Linked DNA regions of Homo sapiens: region 1 is linked to region 2. Evidence: chromatin loops called from intact Hi-C (ENCODE). Cell type or tissue: dorsolateral prefrontal cortex. All regions are shown on one strand. Links, peaks and the distances in the headings refer to the core of each region. The heading gives the core; the rest is flanking DNA. Region 1 has its middle 21 kb from the start of TRH. Region 2 has its middle 27 kb from the start of TRH.

Region 1 (11,499 bases), core at 1,412-9,411, 48 kb after region 2:
CTCCTGCACCTGGGTGAGCCTCTCCAACCCAAACACAGGATGACCTCTGGGAGAGAGAGGTCTCCTTCTCATGCCCCATTGTTCCTCTCAGGGCCCCAGCTGTTAACCAAGACCCAGGCAGAGGACCTGACTCGCCTTCTCACTGAGGCTCATCCTGAGAGACTGATGGTTTAATATTAACCCCAATAATAGGAATAGCTTACATTTATCAATTACCTGCAATGCCCTGTGCCCACACTAAGCACATCATATGCACTGTCTCATTTTATTCTCACATACAGCTTTGCAATGTAGGTACTACAGCTATCCCACTTGACAGATGAGGAAACTGAGGCTCAGAGACATTAAGTGGGTCAGGCAAAAACTCAAGATTCCAGTCATTTTGACTCCATGTGCTTAACTTTTAAGACATGCTACAACTGTGTCGACAGTTTCCTAATGAGTTACAGCCAAGGGAGCAGTTTCTAGAGGTACAGTCAGTAAGACTAGGCTGTTTCTCTTTGTGTGGCTCATGAAGTCTCCTGGTGGGTTCAAGGTCTTCTATATAAAGGACTCTGTGTGTGGGGAGGGTCAGATACTGGGGTTAATATCAGTGTTAATAACTCTCAAGCTCACTTTGAAAAACAGTCTGGATGCTTCTCTCTTCTCCGGAGCAAGCAGTTGTGCATCTCTGAAGAAGTGAATGTTGATGGGTCTAAAACAATCACAGAAATTCAATTTTTTTTTCTGGTATTCTGTTTAGGGGTGTTTGTGTCATTCAGTGATATATGATGGGATGTCAATGGGGGCTTTGGGAATAGGTTTCCTTGCTGATAAAACAGAGGCACCATGGCCAAAAAAAAATAAGTCCCCTTCTTCTGCTTATGTCATCATGGTTTTAAGTGATGACTGGCACTTTGGCAGCTATTTTGTGACCATGAGGGCACAAGCCTGAGATGGAAGTCAACTGACAGGGAATGGCAGAGCAGAAAGATGGATACATATGAGTTCTTGACAATGTCACTGAGTCATACCACAAAGACTTCACCAACTCTGAGGCCGCCCCACTGTCTGGACATGCTGTTACACAGGATAATAAAATCGGCTAATTGTTTATACAACTGCTGGTTGGGGTTTCTGTTACTTGTGGCCAGAACAGCCTGATTGGCCGGGCACGGTGGCTTACACCTGTAATCCCAGCACTTTGGGAGGCTGAGGTGGGCAGATCACCTGAGGTCAGGAGTTCGAGACCAAGCTGGCCAACATGGTGAAAGCCCGTCTCTACTAAAAATACAAAAATTAGCCAGGTGTGGTGGCACACGTCTGTAGTCCCAGCTACTCAGGTGGCTGAGGCAGGAGAATTGATTGACCCTGGGACGTGGAGGCTGCACTCCAGCCTGGGTGACAGAGCAAGACTCCGTCTCAAAAAAAGAAAAAAAAAAAAAATCAGCCTGATTGCTACAGAATCTGACATTTTCAGCCTCGTCATTTGCTACTTTCCAGTTCTCATGCTCCCCACCATCTACTGTCACTCTCCTTAGCTTCTCACTGTCCCCAAACATATCATGCCCTCTCCTGCTCCCACATCTTTGCCCCCACCATTCTGCCTGCCAGGAATGCCCTTGCCCACCTATCCCTTAATAGCCAGCGACTCAATGACATTACTGTATCTGGGAAGTCCTTCCTGACACCCGTGGCTGGGATGGATGACCCTCCTCTGTGGTTCCAGCTCCTCCTTCACAGCACTGACCACCAAGGGACCTGTCTGTCCCCCACTGACCTGTGAGATCTTTCAGGAGGAAAAGAGGGAATTATGTCCCTGGCACTCAGGAAGGATGCTGCTCACGGCTTTCATGGGTTTATCATGTCCTGAAACAGTCTCCAAAGTTATGCCTGTCTATATGAATATGTGTGGCAGAGTGAGTTTGTTAAAAGTACAGGCTTTGGAGTTAAACAGACCTAGGTGTGAGTTCAACTAGCTAAGTCTGACTACTACACTAACGAGCTACAGCACCTCTAGGTGCTAACAACCTTTCTGTGTCTCAATCCACCTACCTGCAAAGTAGAGATGGTAAACCTGACTTACCAGGGCGTGATGAAGATTAGATAAGATATGTTAACTACTTAACTTTGTGCCTGGCACGTAGCAAATTATTCATACATGCCAGCTCTTGGGATTATTACTTTATTGGTTTGCATTTAATTTTTGTTGGGGGAAGAGTTTTGAGCTTTTGCCAAATTCTCCAATGGGTCTATGATCCAGGAAGGTCAAGAACCACTGGTTTGGAGAGTAAAAGGAGCCCCCAGTGGGTCTGCTGGCTGTGATGAGTACACTGCCATGAGTGCTCACATAGCGGCTTTGTGGCGTCCACTGGGGGGTACCGCGTAAGTGTTCCTCTGTGGGTCAGGGTGTGATCTTGCCCGTGATGAATTCCCCCTCCCAAGCCCCTGGGTCCCTGTGACCTCCAGGGCTCTCCAAATACCTCATTAGCACTGGCTGAGAGCACAGCTAGGAAGTGGGGCTGCTGTTGCCTCTGCAGAGAACATCCCTCATTACAGCAGAGAGAAGCAGCAGCTCTGACAGGGGCTGGGCAGGGGCAGGGCCCCTTTGTGTCTAGGCCTGATGACTCAGGGAACATTGCACTTCTGAGGACATCATTGTCAGCACAAAGCTGCGGCTCTGATGACAGAGCCCAGGCTCCTCTGGACTGGCACTGTCCTGCCTCCCCCAGCCCCCTTGATTGCTCAGCCCCCTTTCCTATGACTGCACCAGCGTTAAAGCTGCATCCGTAATAAACTGTCCTTTTACTCACTGGTCCTCCCAGTGGCCAAGAGAGGGTAGACTGTGATCCCTGTCAGAACCCTGAGGCCCCAATAGACTGGGCAGAGCCAGGTTTGGGATTCAGGTCCCCCTGCTCCAAGCTCTTGCGGAGTGGCGGGCAGAAGTGCACACTTAGTATCAGGCAAACCAGGGTGGGTCCTGGCCGTGCCACTCTCAAGCCATGGTGTTGGGCCAGCCGTTTCTATTTTCTGAGCTCCAGTTTCTTCATCTGTAGGAAGCAGATAAATAGTCACAACTGAACCCCCTCCTCCCCTGCCTTGCAGAGAAATCGTTCTAAAAGTCAAACCTGATTATGTCGCCCTCCTGCTCACAGCCCTCAGCAACACTCCCTGGCCCTCAGGATGAAGGTCAAGTTTCTCGGCCTGCCATTCAAGGCACTTTGTAATCTGGATGCTGCCCATTGCCCTGGCCACAGCCCCTACCGCACATTCCAACCAGTCACAAATCAAACCGCTTCTCTCCTCAGCCCACTCAATTCTGTTTCCTTTACCAGGAATTCTTTCTGCCTGTCTTTTAAAATCACCAGGAGAATCCCTGCTTCAAGCTCAATGCAGGTACTTCCTCCTCCAGGAAGCCTTCCGTGACCTCCTACTCCCTCTTTCCACATTGCCTCAGGTGCCTCCTCCTGGCTTCCACCTCCCAGAGCTGAGTGGACTTTGTGCTAGAATCCTGGCATTAGAAAGAGCCTTAAAAGTTCATTGAAAGCAGTGCATCTCCAAGTGTGGCCCAGCAACATCTGCAAACTTGTGAGAAACGTACATTCTTGGGTCCCACCCCCAGAACTACTGAATCAGAAACTCTGGGAGTGGGACACAGCAATCTGTGTTGTAACAAAGCCCTCCAGGGAATTCTGATGCCCAAATTTCAGAACCACTGGTCTAATGCGGTCTTTTGCAACCATGCTGGAGTTCTGCATTTGTGGTGCCCCCAAGAAATCGACTACCACATGGTCTGGGCTCCTGCATCTGCTACAGGAGAAAGAGGCCCCAGCTGGGCTATTGGTGCCCCTGTGTGCCCAGCCACCCTCCTTCCAGGGGCCTCTAGCTAACAGAGTTGTTACAGAGGAGAGTTCTCTCCATCACATCCCATTCTCCCCCTTCCTACAGACACATGGCCAATTTTAAATCGTAACTTTCTTTTATTGGCAAAGAAGAAATTTTGGCACCTGTTTCATATATTTCTCATCAGCTTCTCTTCATCCCAATCTTGCCAGGCTGGGGCCTGCTGTGCTTAAGAATCGAAATACTGGTCATCTGCCTTTTAAGGAAAATGCTGTAAATTTCATGGGGCTCATCTCAGACGCACCAAATGTTACCTGGAAAAATACATCTTTTCTCCTCTTCTCCTGCTCAGCAACCTGCCAGTGTGGTTCAGAGGGTTGTAGTTGTAAAGGTCTCAGTAGTTCAAATGGTTTCTGAACCAAGTTCTCTTTCCATTAGAAGAGTCCAGGTTCCCTCAATTCCCCTTTTGCCACTTTAGGAATTGCTAACCTGTCATACTTGGAAGTTCTTCTTGGTGTCTAATATAACTCTTTCTTGCTATTGCTGGCTCCAAACCAGCCTGTCACATATAGAGGAAAAGTATTTTTATCTCTGTTTTTCGGATCTGGAAACTAGCAAAGGACATGGCACACAGTAGGCACTCGATGTTAGTTTAGAAAATAAGTGAATGAATGAATGGGGAGATTAATAATAACAAGTGCTGCTGATGAAAATGAACATTTAGGCTGAGGTGAGGGAATGGTTTGAGCCCAGGAGGTCAAGGCTGCAGTGAGCTATGATCACGCCACTGCACTCCAGCCTGGGTGATAGAGCAAGACCCTGTATCTAAAAACTTTTTAAAAAAGTGAACATTTACTCTGAGGATTATGTTAAGTGTCTCAGATATGTTCAAACACCCAACAACCTTATGAGGTAGATACTATTTTATCCCTGTTTTACATAGGGGAAAACTGAAGCTCAGAGACATTAAGCAATTTGCCTAAGGACACACAGCAGTGTCATGACATAACTAGTAATTGAACCCAGCTGAACTAATTATATAATTGAAAGATCACTTCCTAGATTATCCCTTGAGTGTTAATTATCTGAGGGGCACAGCTGTCGTAGGAAGCCTCTATCTAGCTCCTGGAGGTTCAGTGTGAGTGAGGGCCAGGCAGAGACAAATGAGCCCCACACTTTTCCTTTGATGAAAAGCTCCTGAAGACAGCTGGAGAGGAGGAGGAGGAGGCGGACAGAAGCTGGGCACACCAGAGGAGACAGAGATGTGGCGTCAAAGGCAACAAGTGCTGACAGGTCTGTGAGTAAGAGGCCCCTTCTCTGTCACTGGGCTGGGGTTTCTATTAGAGCAAAGCTTCAAAACCAATGACAAGCCAGCAAAAGACAGTGCTAGCCTGCTCCTGCTGCCAAAACACGCATTTTCTTAACACCCCTCTTTCCTTCTTTTTTTAACCCTTAAGCTTATCATCATTTTTAATATTTTAAATTTACTCAGGTAATAAATACATTATCACCTTAAAACATATATAATATACAGATATGTAGAGCCAAAATTAGAGCTTCCTTGTATAACTCCCCACCTCCCAGCTCGAAGATGTTGCCACAGTTCACAGTTGAAGTTGGTTAGCCTGCTTTCTCTAGAAATGGGGCTCAGGGCAAGGATGAATGTGTGGCTGCTTCCTTTGGGTGGTGCAAGCCCAGATATGAGCCCAGGATGATCACAGGCCGAGAAAGGGAGCAGGGAAGCCATGGGAAGGGTGGTACCATGAGGCCATCACTCCACAATCACCCTCGTGGCTGCTCTGGAGGTACACCCACCTTACACAGAACACCTCCAGGAGGACTGCAAGGAGAAATCCAGTCTCAGATAGTCCAGAGAAAGATGGAAGGAGAGGGGGTTTATCTACCTGGATCCCTCCTGTCTCCTGGGTCTCATTAGTCAACCTTGGTTCTGTGGCCAATGAACGATAAATTCTTTTGTACTTCTGGCATCATTTGGTCATTTTGGGGGCTCTGAGGTCTTTCCATCCCACACCCTGTGGGGTGTGTTTCAAATACGGATGTAAGTCTTATTATTACTCAAGTACAGTGAGACCAACAGCTCAGGAGACGACTGCCACAGAAAAGAGTTTGTTACTCACAGGTCCCAAGAGGAGGGGGCATGCCATGCCAGGAAGAGCCACAAGGAGAGGCATGAGGGTCAATCAGGAGGCAGAGGGTGTGAGGGGCAAATGGGGCAAGATCCTTTACTTTAGTTTCCAGGTGAGGCAGGGTAAACAGGCTTAGGATTGGCTAGATTGAATAATTTCAGCAGGCTTTGGGGCATAGCGGCTGACCCTAGATGCTTGGTACCTGGCCCTGGAGTGATTAGGGCAGGAGAATAGTGGCCTGGAGTGAAAGAGCCCAGAGATAAAGGGGGTGGTGCGGGTGGGGGCTGTGCATTGATTAGTTTGCATGTTAAATGCACACTTACAGGCCAGTCCTTTACTATCTCTTGGCCATCCCTGGGAGGAGCAATCCCTCCAGGGTTACCAAGACCCCAGATGTCAAAGCATCAGAAACATAGAAGATAGAAAGGTATCATTAATACAGGGAAGAACCAGAAACTCTGGGCATGAGCTGGTGGATCTAGCTGCACTGTGGTGGCCAAGGGGGAGGGTCCTGCACACCCAGCAGGGACAATGTCCTCTGCCTATTGCGACTTCTTTGACCCAGCTCCTCCTACTCTCCCCTCATTCACACCATCCTCCTTAGCCTCCTTGCTGTTTCTGGAACATGCCAGGCAACAGGGACCAGGGCTGTAACTTTCCAGATCATTTTCTCTACATTTGTACACAGCCACATGCACATATATTTGCACACTATTGTCTCAAGACTTTTCTGATACCACCGCACATCTTAGAGCTGTCCTCATGTCAGTCGTTAGATATTTCCCTTGTTCTTTTTAATCACTATAATGGTTGACGCATGGGTGCATCAAAAGTCACTTATGCACACCCCTATGGATGGATATTTAGGTTATTTTCAGCACTTCCTGATTATAAACAACGCCATCATAAGCAGTCTTGCTCCTGTCTTTGTATAGACATGCGAGTTTCTGTGGGATAGAACACCTACAAGCAAAATTGCTAGGACAATGGGCATGGGTAGTTAACATTTTCACAAATACTGCCAACTGCTCCATAGAAAGCCGCTCCCAATTTATACACCCACCCATAGTGAGTGAGGTTTCAGAGAACTCATTGCTCCACACCATTTCCAACAACAGCTATTTTCAGTGATTAATCTTTTTGAAATCAATCTATTTTTTCTTTTTCTTTTTCTTTTTAGAGGTGGAGTCTCACTCTGTCACCCAGGCTGGAGTGCAGTGGTGAGATCTCAGCTCACCGTAGCCTCCACCTCCTGGGTTCAAGCGATTCTCCTGCCTCAGCCTCCCGAGTAGCTGGGATTACAGGTGCACCCACCACGCCCGGCTAATTTTTTTTTTTTTGAGACGGAGTTTTGCTCTTGTTGCCCAGGCTGGAGTGTGATGGCGTGATCTTGGCTCACTGCAACCTCCACCTTTTGGGTTCTAATGATTCTCCTGCCTCAGCCTCTTGAGCAGCTGGGATTACAGGCATGCGCCACCATGCCCAGCTAATTTTGTATTTTTAGTAGAGACGAGGTTTCTCCATGTTGGTCAGGCTGGTCTTGAACTCCTGACCTCAGGTGATCCACCCACCTCGGCCTCCCAAAGTGCTGGGATTACAGGCATGAGCCACTGCACCTGGCCTTAATTTTTGTATTTTTAGTAAAGACAGGGTTTCACCATTGTTGGCCAGGCTGGTCACAAACTCCTGACCTCAAGTGATATAGCTTGCCTCAGCCTCCCAAAGTGCTGGGATTACAGGTGTGAGCCACCACGCCTGGCTGAAATGAAATCAACTTCCTTCCTTCCTTCTTCTTTCCTTCCTTCCCTCCCTCCTTTCTCCCTTTCTTTCTTTTCTTTTTCTTTCTTTCTTTCTTTTTCTTCCTTTCTTTCTTTCCTTCTCTTTCCTTTCTTTTTCTTTCTTTCTGACTTTCCTTCCTTCCTTCTTTCTCTTTCTTTCTGACTTTCCTTCCTTCTTTCTCTCTTTTTCTCTCTCTCTTTCTCTCTTTTTCTTTCTCCTTCCTTCTTTTCTTTCTTTCTTTTCCTTCTCTTGCTCTGTTGCCCAGGCTGGAGTGGCTGGCACGATCTTGGCTCAAGCCAATCTCAGGTTCAAGCCATTCTCCTGCCTCAGCCTCCCAAGTAGCTGGGACTACAGGCACGCACCACTATGCCTAACTATGAAATCAGCCTATTTCTGGTAGCCACTCTATTTGATTCCAAAAATGGCTTGAAGCAGTTTTTACTCAAAAAAAATACCTGAAGTTCCTCTTTTGCAAGGATCTGCCAACATAGGCCATGTCTGCCCTCAAACCATGAAGAAGGCATCCTGGTCATCACCAAGAAGTACTACATTCACCTGGGCAGCAACTTCCACACACACACACAAGCATGAGTGCAAGGAGATCACCATCATTCCTGGCAGGAAGCTCTGCAGCCAGACAGCAGGCTATGCTATGTACCCGATGAAGCAGATTCAAGAGGCCCAGGGAGAGCCAGCTCCATGAGTTTGCTGGAGGAGGGAGAAAGAAGAGAGAATTCTGTTTGTGAGGTCTCAGCCTGGGTGGAGAGATCACTGAAGCAGATCCTGACACTAAGGACATGCTGAAGCTTCTGGGCTTCAGCAGTCTATCCAACCTGCAGGTCACTCAGCCTGCAGTTGGGATGAATTTCAAAACGCCTCATGGAGCTGTTTGAATATTTCTATTCTGGCATAATTAAAATTTCCAATAAACCTGGGACAACAGGAAAAAAAAAAAAAGGAAGCAGTCTAGAATTGAGATTAAATCGTTTGGACTCTACAATCAGACTACTTGGGCTCAAATTACCTTCCTATGAAAGTGTATCTCATTTATCTCCATTTTATAGATGAGAAAACTGAGGCCCCTGGAGTTGTATTAATTTTCCAAGACCGCATTGCTCATAAAGGGTACAGCAGGGACCCAAGCTCAACACTCTCACCCTCAAACATTTCCACAAGTGTAGACCAATGGCTCTCAACTGGGGTGGTTTTGCTCACGTACCACTCCCTTGCCCCACAGCATTTGAAAGCATCTGGAGACATCTGGGGTAGCCATAGCTGGGAGGGTAGAATGGCACCTAGAGGATGGAGACCAGAGATGCTGCTAACCATCCTACAATACACAGGACGCCCCCCGCTCACCACCACCACGAATGGTCTGACCCCAAGTGTTGTGACTGTGCCAAAGCTGAGAAACCCAAGTTTCTCCTCAGCAAGAAGGGAAAATACCTGCAACGTGGATGCACCTCTACAGGAGCCCCAGGCTGACAATAACCTTCCTGATCTGGTTTCAACCCTGGATGCTTTTACCTGGTGCGTCCATCAGGGATTTCAGGGACTCCAAAGAGTTATTACCCTTGAATGCTCGGTTCCGCCTGACAACCCAGAAATCTCTGCCAAGGTGCCTGGTCTTGAGGAAGGCTCAGCAAGTGGTTGAGGTTGATAACCAAATACCTAGGAGAGACTTTTCTCTCCCTCCAGGAGGAGCTGTGGGTCAGACACACCCTGGGATCATTCACAAGCGGTCAATAAAGGTTTGGGGAGGGCCAGGTTTTCTAGGCCTTCTCAATGGGGTGGGTGTTTGTGGATACACAAGAAGCCTGTGAAACTTCTGATATTGGCAGGAAATCAATGCCCCCCACCCTCCACCCTCCACCCCCCCAACCTCCCCACCATAAACACATGCCCTGCAGCAGGACTTGGCACTCAGGGGCTCCTGGGGGCCCGATTTACCTGCTAAAACATCCTCTAGCCACCACCGAATAAAGCCACCCCTTGCCACCCAACCACAAGAGCACAGCCTGGGAGCCACTCCAAGGGACATCCAGTCACATTAAAACCTCAGCCATCCAGAGCACCAGGCCTGGTGATGAGAAAGAACATTTTATCCTTAAAAGCATCTGAATGCCCATGCTGCTTCTTGCAGAGAAAAGTCCAAAATAATCTGCTATTAAAGAACGAGGATGGTTTTGACATTTTTACCAAGCTAATGGTCTACGCAGACAAAATCTCATAAAAGGGCACTCTGTTCTTCTTGATCCACTCAGACATGGCCTGTGAGTGAAGAAACGGGCTCTCCTCCTCAAAGAAATCACTGCTGGTCCTCACACCAGCCTGACACTGCTTCTTGGGTTCTTCAAAGAGAGTATTCCCATAGAAACTAAAAGGGAAGAGGAATGGGTGTGGCGGGCATTGTGGGCAGCAGTGGGCTTTGGGACAAATTTTAAGTTTGAAAATCAAGATTCCCTCTTTTCGAGGGGCTGCCAGACTGAGCAGATACAGACACCGTGAAAAGAGGGTGCCACATTCAGATTCAGGAAACAAGGATGGTTTCTGTTCAGTTCCTGCATCATCCTTCAGGTCATGCGATTCCCATTTCCCTCGGTGGACCAAGAAATTCAGTGGGGTTTCTGCCTTTTAAATATTTCATTATCAATATGTCATCCTTTTAGCCTCCAGAAAGCATTTTAACATGGAGATTCTGGCTTAAAACACTTGTGGGTCTGTCTCTCTCTCTCTCTTTTCCTTGAAACAGGGTCTCACTTTGTCACCTACACTGGAGTGCAGTGGCATGATCCCAGCTCACTGCAGCCCGACCTTCTAGGCTCTAGCAATCCTCCCACCTCAGCCTCCAAAGTACTTGGGACTACAGGCACACACCACCATACCTGGCTTTCTTTTTTTTTTGGTAGATATGAGGCTTCACCACGTTGCCCAGGCTGGTCTTAAACTCCTGGGCTCAAGCGATCCTCCCCCTTCGGCCTCTCAAAGTGCTGGGATTATTGGCTTGAGCCACCACGCCCGGCCAAGAACCTTGTCTCTTGTGATGCACCCCAGAACAAAACATCACTGCAAAAACACACCAAGGCATGAGTTTCAGTCCTAAGTCCCATTTATCCACCATACACTATGTGCCAGGCACAACGCTAAGTGCTTCTATGGACAAGCTTCCCTTAATCTTAGCAGTAACAATCCCAGGCAATGGGGCCTGTTGACCGATCCATTTGCCACTGAAGACAGTAAGGCTGAGAGAGGGTAAGTGGCTTGTGCCATGTCAGCCAGCTAAGGAGGGGCAGAACCAGGATGCAAACCCCAGCCGCCTGGCTCCAGACTCGCGTTCCCAAGGTCCCACTACACTTGGTCACTCCACTGCATTCTGGTATCCTGGTCTTTGGCAGAGTCCACGTAAAAGAGGGAGGTAGAGGGAGTGAGAGGGACTTCACGCAATAAAGTGTCCCGGCGTTACACTGCCACCGTAATTGTGTCCCGACCAGGACCTCTCCCTTCTCATCCTTTCCGTGATCGGCCCTGGAAAACCTTCCAGAGAACTGTCCTCCTTCTCCCGGGATCTCAGAGAAAATTCACCTGAGTTCAGTGTCCAGGTGACCCAAGCTCTGAATGCAGTAAAGTGCAGGGGGAGATGAGGATGTCACCATGAGCAAGTCTCCCAGACAGCATTCGGGAGCAACCCCAAGACTGGGCAGGGGGGGCTCTGATGCAGCCCATGGCGAAGAGGGCTGCCTGTGCTGCTTAA
Region 2 (11,499 bases), core at 1,807-9,806:
GTTTTGTTTGACCTACATAGTGATGTATAAACTTTGAATTGGTTGCCAACCTGTAAAAATCAAGAAATTTCATCTAAAACCCAAATTTCTGGCCTCTTTTGAGAAATGAGCCCTTTTTCTCTTATGGCTGCGATTGGCTGGGTAAAGTTGTGGCAGCCCCTTTTACAGGGCTCCAAAGGCCTGTCTTAAAAAATCGAAGCTTTGGCTGGGCACAGTGGCTCATGCCTATAATCACAGCACTTTGGGAGGCTGAGGCAGGCGGATCACCTGAGATCAGGAGTTCAAGACCAGCCTGACCAACATGGTGAAACCCCGTCTCTACCAAAGACACAAAAATTAACCAGGTGTGGTGGCGGACGCCTGTAATCCCAGCTACTTGGGGCGCTGAGGCAGGAGAACTGCTTGAACCCAGGAGGCAGAGGTTGCAGTGAGCCGAGATTGTGCCACTGCACTTCAGCCTGGGAGACAGAGGGAGAATACATCCCCCCCACAAAAAAAAAAAATCTAAGCTTCAAGTCGGATGGAGTGGCATGCTCCTGTAGTCCCAGGTACTCAGGAGGCTGAAATGGAAGGATTGCTTGAGCCCAGGAAGGCGAGGCTGCAGCGAGCTATGATTGCACCACTGCACTCCAGCCTTGGCGACAGAGACAAGACTGTCTCAAAAAACAAATAAACAAACAAACAAAACCCCACTAAGTGTTGATGAAAAGGATTCCAAGAGGTAGGGGATAGATTGCCAGACAAAGCAAGTAAAAATACAGAACTCTCAGTGTGGCAGCTCTCGGTGGGGACTTGAGGAGCTGGGTTTCAGGGAGGGCCGCACAGTTCAGTGCAATTCCGAATTGTACCACCATGGGGAAGCAGAGCCACAAAGTTGACCTGAGTGGTCCGGTTGGGTTCCTCTGCCAGGACCTCGGGGGCCAGGAGTGCCCGGGGCTGCCTGGAACTGAGGAGTGGTGGGAAGCTGAAAGGAGATGGAGGAGGGAGGAGCTGGGGACTGTGCCTGACCCAGTGTCCAACAGCTGAGGGAGGCCAGAGGAGGGAAAGGTCCTAGTGGGTGCAATCAGGGCAGGCTTCAAGAAAAGGACAGGCCTTAAAGACTGGCAAGATTTGGATAGAAACGGGAGGGCCCTCTGGGAGGGAGGCATGGCTTGAGCAAAGGTTTGCAGAAGGAATGAGCTTCATGGGAAGTGTGTCCTTGCCTGAGGCAGGGTGACAGTGTCTGAAATTCTGAAACACGTCTCAAGACATTGTTTTAGTCATGATCAAGTAACAGAAACCCACCTCAAATTGAGTTAAGAAAAAAAGAGGGCCCGGTGCAGTGGCCCGTGCCTGTAAACCTTACATTTTGAGAGGCCGAAGCAAGAGGATCACTTGAGCTCAGGAGTTTGAGGTCAGCCTGGGCAATAAGGTGACACCTTATCTGTACAACACTTTTAAAAAAAAATTAACTGGGTGTGGTGGCATGCACCTGTAATTCCAGCTACTCGGGAGGCTGAGAGCGGGGGATTGCTTGAGCCTGGGAGTTCAAGGCTGCAGTGAGCTGTGATCACACCACTGCACTCCAGACTGGGCAGCAGAGTGAGGCCCTAACAGTTAAAACAATAAAGAAAAAAAAGAAAAAATGAAAAGTTATTCCCTCATGTAACTAAAAAGTCCATCAAATGATGTCATCATGCATCTGCCTCTCTTTATCTCTCAGCTCTGCCTCTCTCTGTAGTGATTCTGTTCCAGGCCACCTTCCTTCTCCCAGTGGCAATGTGGCTGCCCACAGCTCCAGGCAGACTCCCTAAAACAACTTAGCCACCACCAGCAAGAGACGACCTCATTCACAGTGACTCCACAGACATCCTGGGGATCACTGATTGGCCTAGACTGTGTCATATGCCTATCCAGAAGCTAGTTGCTGCAACTCTCATGGATATGGTCTCAGTCACAGGCCACCTCTGGTATGCAGATAGATCTGTCCACTCAATGCCCCTGGACTGATATTGGGGTTGGGGGTGGTCTCCAAAGGAAAGGCAGGGTGGTCTCAGAAGATGGGACAGTGAGTGCTGGGCAGACAAAAAGAAGAGCGGTCCCAACCAGGTTTTCACCCGAGGAATGATGAGTCAGTAACTGTGGAGCAGGGCGGAGTGGGGCATGGAGTTTATTCTAGCTGTCTGTCTGTTCATTTGTTTGTTTAGCTTTTATTTATTTGTTTTTAATTTTTAATTAATTAATTTTGAGACAGAGTCTCACTCTGTCGCCCAGGCTGGAGTGTAGCGGTGCGATCGCAGCTCACTGCAATCTCCGCCTTCCAGGCTCAAGGGATCCTCCCGCCTTAGCCTCCTGAATAGCTGGGACCACAGGCGCACATCACCATGCCCAGCTAATTTTTGGATTTTTAGTAGAGATGGGGTTTTACCGTGTTGGCCAGGCTGGTCTCAAACTCCTGGGCTCAAGAGATCTGCCTACCTTGGCCTCCCAAAGTGCTGGGATTACAGGCATAAACCACCATGTCCGGCCAGTTGGTTTAGCTTTTAAATGTGAATGTGTGTGAGTGTGTGTGTGTGTGTATGTGTGTGAGTATGTCTGGGTGAATGTGTGTGTGAATGTGTGTGTGAATGTGTGTGTCTTCCAGTGTGCCTTGCCTCGATGGCTGCAGCCTGAACTCACTTAAAAAGTAATTCATGGCAGCTACCAGGTACCAGGAACAGTGCTGGAAGCCGAGAGCACTGCAATGAGCAAAAAAGATAAAGTCCTTGCCTTCCTGAATTTACATTCTGGCGGGAGAGACGGATAAAAACAGAGACCATTAAATACACAATGTGTTAGGTAACAACTAAGAGAAGGTTGGTCGGTATGTGCACAGGTGTGTGTATGTGTGCGTGCCCATATACCCATGTGTGTCGTGTGTGTGCATGCATGCATATGTGATGTCCTGTGCAGGATGGCCAGGAGGAGGAACATTTAAGCAGGGGTCCAAAAGAGGTGGGTAGTGAGCCAAGCAAAGATCTGGGCCCAGCAGTCCAGGTGGAAGGAACAGCAAGTACGAAGGCCCTGAGGCAGGAATGGGCATGGTGTTTTCAGGTATCAACAAAAGTCCTCTGACACTGAGCTAAGGGGAGAGTGGCGGGAGGGAGGACAGAGGAGTACAGGAGGCAGGTGGTGGTGCAGGGCCTTGCGGGCCACTGTAGGGACTTTGGCTTTTACTCTCCCCAAAACAGGGAGCCCTAGGATGGTTCTGAGAAGTGAAGGGACGTGATCTGACTTCGGTTTTGAGAAAACTGCCTGGCAGCTGTGTAGAAAGTAGATCACAGGGGCCAGGGCACAAGCAGGGCGGCTGGAGTGGAGGCTGCTGCAGTTGTCTGGGTGAGCGGTGAAGGCGGCTGGACCAGGGTGGCTGCTCTGGAGGTGCACGGGTGGGTGGAACTCCAAATGTATTTTGCAGGATGAGCCAATACAATTTGCTGATGGTTGGGGGTGGGGCATGATAAAAAGAGAGGAATCAAGAATGATCCAAAAGTTTTTTTGCCTGAGCAACTGTTAGGTTAGAGTTGCCTTTTCCAGAGACAGAAAGATTACAACAGAAGCAGTCGGCAAATATTTGAGAACATACTATGTGCCGAGGTTACACCTAGAAGCATGGCAACCTTGTCTTGGAGCTTGGCAAGAGAGACAGACAAGAACCACTGAACAAGTAGGTAGAGGAGAAAATACCAGCTGGTAAGAAGGGCCACTTAGAGCAACAGAACAGGGTGATGGGAGTCTGCATTTTATTCAAAGAGCAGCCAGGAACTGTGGGAGGGTTTGCAGCAGAGACAGAATCTGCTGTACCCTTTAGAAGACCACTCTGGAATAGACTGTTGGGGGCAAGATGAGACAGGGAGACCCGTGGGGAAGCTGGTGAGGAGGCTGCCGAGGCCTGAAGGTGGGAGATAGTGGCACTGCCGTCAAAGACCTCTAGCAGACGAACAGGGGTAGGAAACCGACTCCTGTTCTCTGTGAGAGGCATTTTAGGAGCATAGTGGCATCACTGTCCCCCTTCCAGGGGCTTGGACAGGTGCCTTTGCCCCGGGAGTCTCAACTCCCCAGTCTCTGCCACTTCCTCGGTGACTGTCGCATCCTCACGGATCCCTTCATCACCTTTTTGTTTCCCTATAATCAACTCCATCTCTGGATTTTCTTCATTTCCTCAGAGCTGCTCCACTATGGCTCATATCCTGTTGTTCCAGAACCCTTGCCCACCAGTACGCCCTCCTCTCTGGTGATGCCTTTCCAAAGCTTCTCCTGGGGTTGCAGGGTGGGGCTCCCACCCTTACTATACCCTGCAGCCCCATTTCTGCTTTTCACCTCTCCATCTGCAAAAACACTCCTGGCCATCTCAACACTTCTTTCTAAGTATCAGTGTTAAATCACAACCAAGTGTGTGCTCAGCACTTTACAGTTAGCACCATTCACCCTCCCATTTCACAGCCCGGGAAGGTGGGCCCTTGAGGGGAAAGAACCAGCTGTGGCAGACACCTGGCTTTATCACTTCCTAACTCTGACTCTGGGCCAGTCCTTTTGTTACCAACAAAGCCTGTCCCCCAGAAGATGGAGCCTTTTCCTGTTCTGTGCTGTGAAGCCAATACACGAACCCAAAAGTAAGCATGAAACAGTGCATGCTTTATTCGACGGCCTTTATTGAGAAGTGGGAGTTTGGCTCACAAATCAACTTCTCAGCTCCTGAGAGCTGGGAAACCATAGATACAGGCTTCATCTTTAATGAAAAAGTTGGGCATTAAAAGCAAGGGGAGGAATATCCATGTCTTTTCTGGAAATGGGAGAACTCCTTGGAACCAGAGTTACTACCTTCCTTTTTGTCCCTTTATGGTTTCTTCTGGCCATTGTCATGGCAATGTCAACTGTCATGACACTGATGGGAGTGTCATTTAGCAAGGAAATTATATTATAATGAAGTTAGAGGTTCTTTGGAGGTCAAGTGAGCTGCCGTCTTGCATCTCACCAGTTTCAGCCAGTTTGGTCACAAAGGTGAACTTCTGGCCTTGGCATCCTGTTTTTTAAAGATAAGCAGAGTTAAGGCAGGGCAGAAATTCAGCTAGATCATGTAGGCATTACACTGGTTAACACCATTTGGTGCCTCAGTTTCCTCAGACGTAAAATAGGCATCACAATCATTGTGGCACATGTGAAGGGCCAGTGCAGCCCACAGCACTTGGAGGTTGCTCAGTAAGTAAGAATTCCCTTCCCTACAGTTGGTTACCTGGGCAGGAGTTGCAACTCATAGTTGCAACCAGCCAAGGACTTGTTTTATTTGGCTCACATTGTGGCTTCTCTAATCTGAATTTGGATGTTTTTAGAAGCGGCACACATTTCCAGGAGGACAGGGACCCCACCACCCCTCATATTTCAAAAAATACCAGATAGCTCCCACATATCTGTTCACTGCTTAGCCCTAAAAGCATTTGTGGCAGATTGTATTTTCCAAGGTGGCCACAACTACATCTCCCATTCCACATACTCTTCATGCAATGTGACACTGATAGCCCTCCCATCGAGAGGTGGGGTCTATGTTTTCTCCTCAAGAATCAGATATGTGAGTACAGCACAAAGAATGCTATGTGGCTTCCAAGGCTAGGTCATGTAAGGCAACACAGTTTCTACCTGGTTCTGTCGGGACACTTGCTCTTGGAACCTAGCTGCCATGCTGTGAGGAAGCTCAAGCTACATGGAGAGGCCAGGTGTAGATTTTCAGCCAACACCTTCGGCTGATGTTTCAAATAGCCAGCAGCAACCACCAGGTATGTGAGTAAGGAAGCCTTTAAAATAACTCAAGCTCTTGGATTGCGGCTACATAAAAATACCTCCAAGCAAGATCCACGTTACCATACCCAGTCAACCCCCAGGAGACTATAATGACTGCTGTTGCTTTTAGCCAGTAAATTGCAGGGTTATTTGTTACTCAGCAATACACTCCTTTACTATGGCCAAAAAAGGGCAGAGTTAGAAATTGAATCCAGGACTGTCCATTTCCAGGACTTTCCAGAACTCACATAATCCACTTATCTGGCAGTTGTTGTATCTACCGTTTCATTTAGGGAAACAGACAGTGAAGAGAAATGGCTAAAATAAAAGAACTTTTGAAGAGGAAGGAACTCAGCTAACCACAGCAACATGGAGTCTCATGTTCCATGAAGAACACGTATAAGCCCCTGCTGTGTATTCCAGTGGGCTGCTGGACACCCATGGAGTTGTGAAAGTAAACCAAGGACATAAGTATTGTGATTCTGATTATATCCCTAGCCACAGTGGGACCTTGTATCCAGTAGTGCTCAATGCATGCTTACTATTCAGGGTGAAGACAACATTTGAGCTAGAATCAAGAAGTCTTTTCCACAGCAATAAACAATGTAGTGACAAGTGCAGTGACGAAAAATAAAGCTAGGTAAGAGGATAGTGAGTGATAGGAACTGCTGTTTTAGTGTGGGTGGCCAACGGAGGCCTCTCTAAGGCGGTGAAATCTGAGCTGAGGCTGGACGGAGGGAGCGAGCCATGGAGCTCTCTAGGGAGTATCTGGATGGAGGGAATAGCAGGTGCAATGGTGCCAAGGTGGGACTGGGAGGCCGGATGCTGGTGAGGAGCAAGTGTGGATGACAGCAGAGGAGACAAGGTCAGACCAATGGGGGTGGACTGGGTGGGCCTGCCTTTTAGTCTGGGTAAGATGGGGAGCTGCTAAAGGCAGGTGGAGGAAGAGGGTAGCCTAAGCTTCCAAACGGCCACTGTGGACATCACCAGGAATCCCTGACTCTGCCACTCAACGCTTCCTTTCTCCCTGTGGTATGGAGGCCACTAGCTTCTTCTTCTTCTTTTTTTTTTTTTTTTTGAGACGGAGTCTCTCTCTGTTGCCCAGGCTGGAGTGCAGTGGCACGATCTCGGCTCAGTGCAAGCTCTGCCTCCTGGGTTCACGCCATTCTCCTGCCTCTGCCTCCTGAGTAGCTGGGACTACAGGCGCCCACCACCACGCCCGGCTAATTTTTTGTATTTTTAGTAGAGACGGGGTTTCACCGTGTTAGCCAGGATGGTCTCAATCTCCTGACTTCGTGATCCACCCGCTTCGGCCTCCCAAAGTGCTGGGATTACAGGCGTGAGCCACCATGCCCGGCCAAGGCCACTAGCTTCTCCAGGCACACTGCTGGCCACTCTGCAACCTCAAAAGGAGGGAAGAAACTTGTTTCCAGCAGGTCCAACAGTAGTCCTAAGATTGGAGCCCGTTGGAAGCTCTCCTAGCTTCTGGTGGTGGCTGGCAGTCCTTGGCATTCCTTGCCCTGTAGATGAATCTCTCCAGTCTCTGTCTATATTGTCACATGGTCATCTCTCTGTGTCTTTTCTCCTCTTCTTATGAGGACACCAGTCATACTGGAATGAGAGTATACCTACTCAGGTATGACCTCATCTTAACATACAACTGCAATGACCCTAATAAGGTAACTTTCTGAGATATGAGGAGTTAGGACTTTGACATATCTTCTGTTGGGGGGACACAGTTCAACCTGTAACAGGTTTCTTGGGGCCATGGTCCAGTTGTTTGTACTCACACTTCAGACAGCCATTGCCCAAGAATTGTCCCCTGTGGGAAGACATTTGGGGTAAGGTGGCACCCATATGCCAAGGACAGGTCTCAGGAGAAGGGGGCAGCTATGCTCTTCAGCAGCCAACACTCACAGCAGCTGGGGAATGGGTGTGTCAGCAAGTAAAGGGGATATGGGCCCAGCACCCATTGGATCTAGATGGGCAAATTGTTTAACCTCTCTATGCCTCAGTTTCTTCAGGTGGAAAATAGTTGTAGAGTGGCTGCCTCAGGGATAGGTTAGGATGGAAATAATTCATATTCTTAGAACAGTGCCTGACACATGGTAAGCCCTTGGAAATGTTAGCTATTATTAATGACAATTTGGGCCATGGTGGGTGTGAGAGGCCCTCTGGGAAGTAGCAGGATTCATTCTCAGCTCATGGTCTGGCCTCTGCTCATCCTTCCTGACTGACTCCAAAACATCCCCGAGAAGTGTTAATTCACTACAAACAAAAACACGAGACAAGCCCTTCAAGACCATCGAACGCAGTCCTCCATGACTATTTCACAGATGGGAAAACTGAGGACAAGCAATGAATTTCTCAAGTAATAAATGACAGGCAATATGGTGGTGGTTAAGTGAAAGACTTTGGACTCAGACAGACTTGGGGGCTTGAATCCCAGCTGAGTGACCTTGGGCCAGTACCTCTGCCTCTCTGGGACTCAGTTTCCTTGTGTATAAAATGGGTCATGATCGTACCTATGGTTGAACATTCCGTGATGCTCTCTAAATGTTCATTCTGTATTAGCTCCTGTGTCATACCGATGTTATTGTGAAGCATGGGCACATATGTGGCCATTCTGGAGGGAAGGGGACATTTTCAGCTCCCAGGACACCCTGGCCTGAGAGGTTTTGGCTCCAGGTCCCTCACCCTGGCTCTAGTCCTGCTGTGCTGTCTCCCATCTCAGCAGAGGCCCCTGTCTGGCCCAGGCTGTGGTCCTCCCAGGAAATCGATATCCTGAGGCTGACACCCACCTCCCCAGCACCTTTGAGCTGCTTAATTGTATGGATGTGGTGCTGCTGCCATGGCCTCGTTTTCATCAGAGCTGTGTGGGCCACAGCCGTGCTTGGTTGAGAGGTACATTCATTATAGAGTCAGCTTTTATTGGGACTTCTAGAGGGCCTGGGGATGAGGAGTGAAGCAAGCAGGCACGCTTCCTCCCCAGGGTGCAGCCAGGCGTCTAGTCCAGGCTGCTGATAATAACAGCCAACATTCACTTAGGGCTTACTGTGTGCCAAACGCCATCCTAAAGGCATTACAAATATTAACTCACAGCAGCCCTGTGAAGTTAGTATTATGGTTATTATCCTCATCCCCATTTTACAGGTGGGACAACCGAGGCTCTGAGGAGTGAAGTGACTTGGTCAAGGTCACTCAGATAACAAGTGCAGCCAAGGGCTCTAGAGCCTGGGTGTTCAACCCCTGCCCTGTGCTGCCTCAGTGTTGGTGGTGTTGAAAAGTGTGATGTCAACAATAACATAGCAGCTTCCATTTACTATGAGTTAGCAGGAGTCAGGCATAGCACCATGTACCTCTACGTACAAACTTTATTCCACCCCAGCTCTGAGATAAGGGTGAACAGCCCCATTTTATAAATGAGCCATGTGGGCAGTTGGTGGGGGAGGGTGAAGGCACTTGCTCAAGGCCACACAGCTCATTGAGGAAACAGCTGTTTTGTTTTTTACTCCAGGCAGGTCCTGCTCAAAGCCTAGGCTCTTAACCGACTTCCTCTGCTGCCTCACATTCTCTTTCTGTTTGACTTCTTCGAGAGGTCACTGCCCATCTCTGGGCTTCAGTGCACCTTTTTTTTTAATGTAGAGATTTGCTCTATTTTATAATTTTAATTTTTAAGAGAGATGAGAGTTTCACTATATTGCCCAGGCTGATCTTGAACTCCTGGGCTCAAGTGATCCTCCTGTCTCGGCCTCCCAGAGTGTTGGGATTACAGGCGTGAGCCACTGTGCCCGGCCCCTCAGTGCACTTTTCATCCACCAGTGTGTCTTTCTGAATTCCTAAGTGCCTAGACTGGAGTTGAGGGCTGGGGCAGGTACAAAGGAGGGAGGGGAGGCCGGGGTCTCTGCCCTCGGGTTGTCAGATGCCTGCCTCCATCCCCAAGGCGGCATTTCTCCCAGTGCCTCTTACTGGTGGGGCACAAGCCACCTGCAGCATGATGCCTGGAGTGCTTGTTAGTAAGGCCGGTGCCAGCCCTAGAAATTCTGATTCAGGAGGCCTAGGTTGGGGCCTAGGAACCTGCATTTAAAGAAGCATGCCAGGGGATGCTGATACACAGCCTCCACAGGCCCCATGGATTCAGATTCTGCCCGACTCTCCTCTTAATTAAAAAGTCTTACAAAGAGAATACAAAGAATCAAGAAGGTGATTTTCGTCATTTAACAAACTAATTCAAAATTAAACAAGTTTTAAAAATTATGAAGATAACATGTGTTCATGTTAAAACATTCAAACAGTATAGGAGGATGAAGTAGTAACTTTTGGTTTTTCTCCCTCCCACTGTCTCCTGGAACTGTCCAAAGAAAACCACTTGCCAAATGCTCATTGATCACCCCCTTGGAGCCTGGGACAGCAGGGGACTAGACAGATGCAGTCCCTCGCCCCGACCATGGCAGTTGATGTGTATGGAGTGCTTACTGTGGCCAGGCCCATCCTACCTACTTCCCCATGCTTACAGTGGTGTCACAGGCGGTCCTACGATTTTTCTCCTTTTATAGACGAGAATGGAGTTTATTATCGAAATCATGATTTTCCAAAGTTGTCCCAGTTCAACCTGCATCAGAAACACTTGAGCCTGCCATGCAGAATGCAGATTCCTGGGCTTCAACCTGCCAATTTCCTAGAGCGGAGGTAGGAGGCTGCATTTTTATGCACATGCCCCATTTCTACCTACACATTTTCTGACCCCCATTAATTTTTTTTTTTTTTTTTTTTGAGACAGAGTCTCACTCTCTCGCCCAGGCTGGAGTGCAGTGGCGCGTTTCGGCTCACTGCAACCTCCATCTCCCCAGTTCAAGCGATTCTCATGCCTCAGCCTCCTGAGTAGCTGGGATTATCGGCGTGCACCACCATACCCTGCTAATTTTTGTATTTTTAGTAGAGACAGAGTTTCGCCATGTTGGCCAAGCTGGTCTCAAACCCCTGACCTCAAGTGATCCACCCTCCTCAGCCTCCCGAAGTGCTGGGATTACAGGCATAAGCCGCCACACCTGGCCTCCCACTAAATTTTGAGAACCACTGCCCAAGCTGTGGTGGGAGGTAGAAGAATGAAGGGACTATGGAAATGGTGGGACTTCAAAGGGGCTGAAGCCTTCATGAGGAGGAGAGTCAGGGCAAAGCACAGAGCTAGGATGGCGCTTTGTTGGATTTCTTGCCAGTGGTGTAGCTGAGCCCCAGTACATGCCTAACCTAGTTCGTGTCTGCCCCCTCCCAAGGCTGCTAGCCCCTGAAGCCTCTCTTCTTCCCAAGACATGCAATTCTCCCAGCCCCCAGCCTCCAGGCGATCCCAGCTGCTTCTGTTATATCTTATTAGTCAAGTGGAACATTAATTAAATGTGAGAATAATAGACCCAGAGTCCAAAAATATTGTAAAGCCCAAGGAAGAAAAGAAGTCCTTTCAAAGGGCCCTGCAGTAGCCGGAATTCTTCATTATGTCACAATAAGGAAGGCTGTTACCCTGAGATTCCCACTCTGCCAGGTGACTCAAGGCAGCAGGCCTTGGGATGTGTGGCAGGGTGACATGGGGGTGGGGAGCCCAGGGAGCCAGGAGCAACCTGGGTCACGTGGACTACCAGCAGACTCCGTAAGGAGGGCCACAAGGGCCCTCTGGGAAAATGGGACCCTCTGGGAAAAGAAGAAAGTTCAAACCAC

The links. Hi-C counts contacts between places; a loop is a spot of excess contacts. Peaks named below come from ENCODE experiments on the same cell type or tissue, not always from the same donor. Only the 100,000 strongest peaks of a DNase experiment are listed, where the experiment ranks them.
Region 1: it touches region 2 in a loop (2.5-fold over the local background); 62 of 110 quality-filtered maps call a loop at or near these places.

Annotation. Positions count from the first base shown.
Region 1 is chr3:129,990,296-130,001,794 of GRCh38, forward strand. It overlaps the pseudogene LOC124906284 and the pseudogene RPS17P9. Among named protein-coding and RNA genes, the nearest start is that of TRH, 21 kb to the left of the region's middle. RefSeq lists an enhancer at 11,353-11,499. In dorsolateral prefrontal cortex, for the core only: no CTCF peak of the experiment used is centred there; a DNase peak (open chromatin) is centred at 5,086.
Region 2 is chr3:129,941,562-129,953,060 of GRCh38, forward strand. No RefSeq gene overlaps it. Among named protein-coding and RNA genes, the nearest start is that of TRH, 27 kb to the right of the region's middle. In dorsolateral prefrontal cortex, for the core only: no CTCF peak of the experiment used is centred there; no DNase peak of the experiment used is centred there.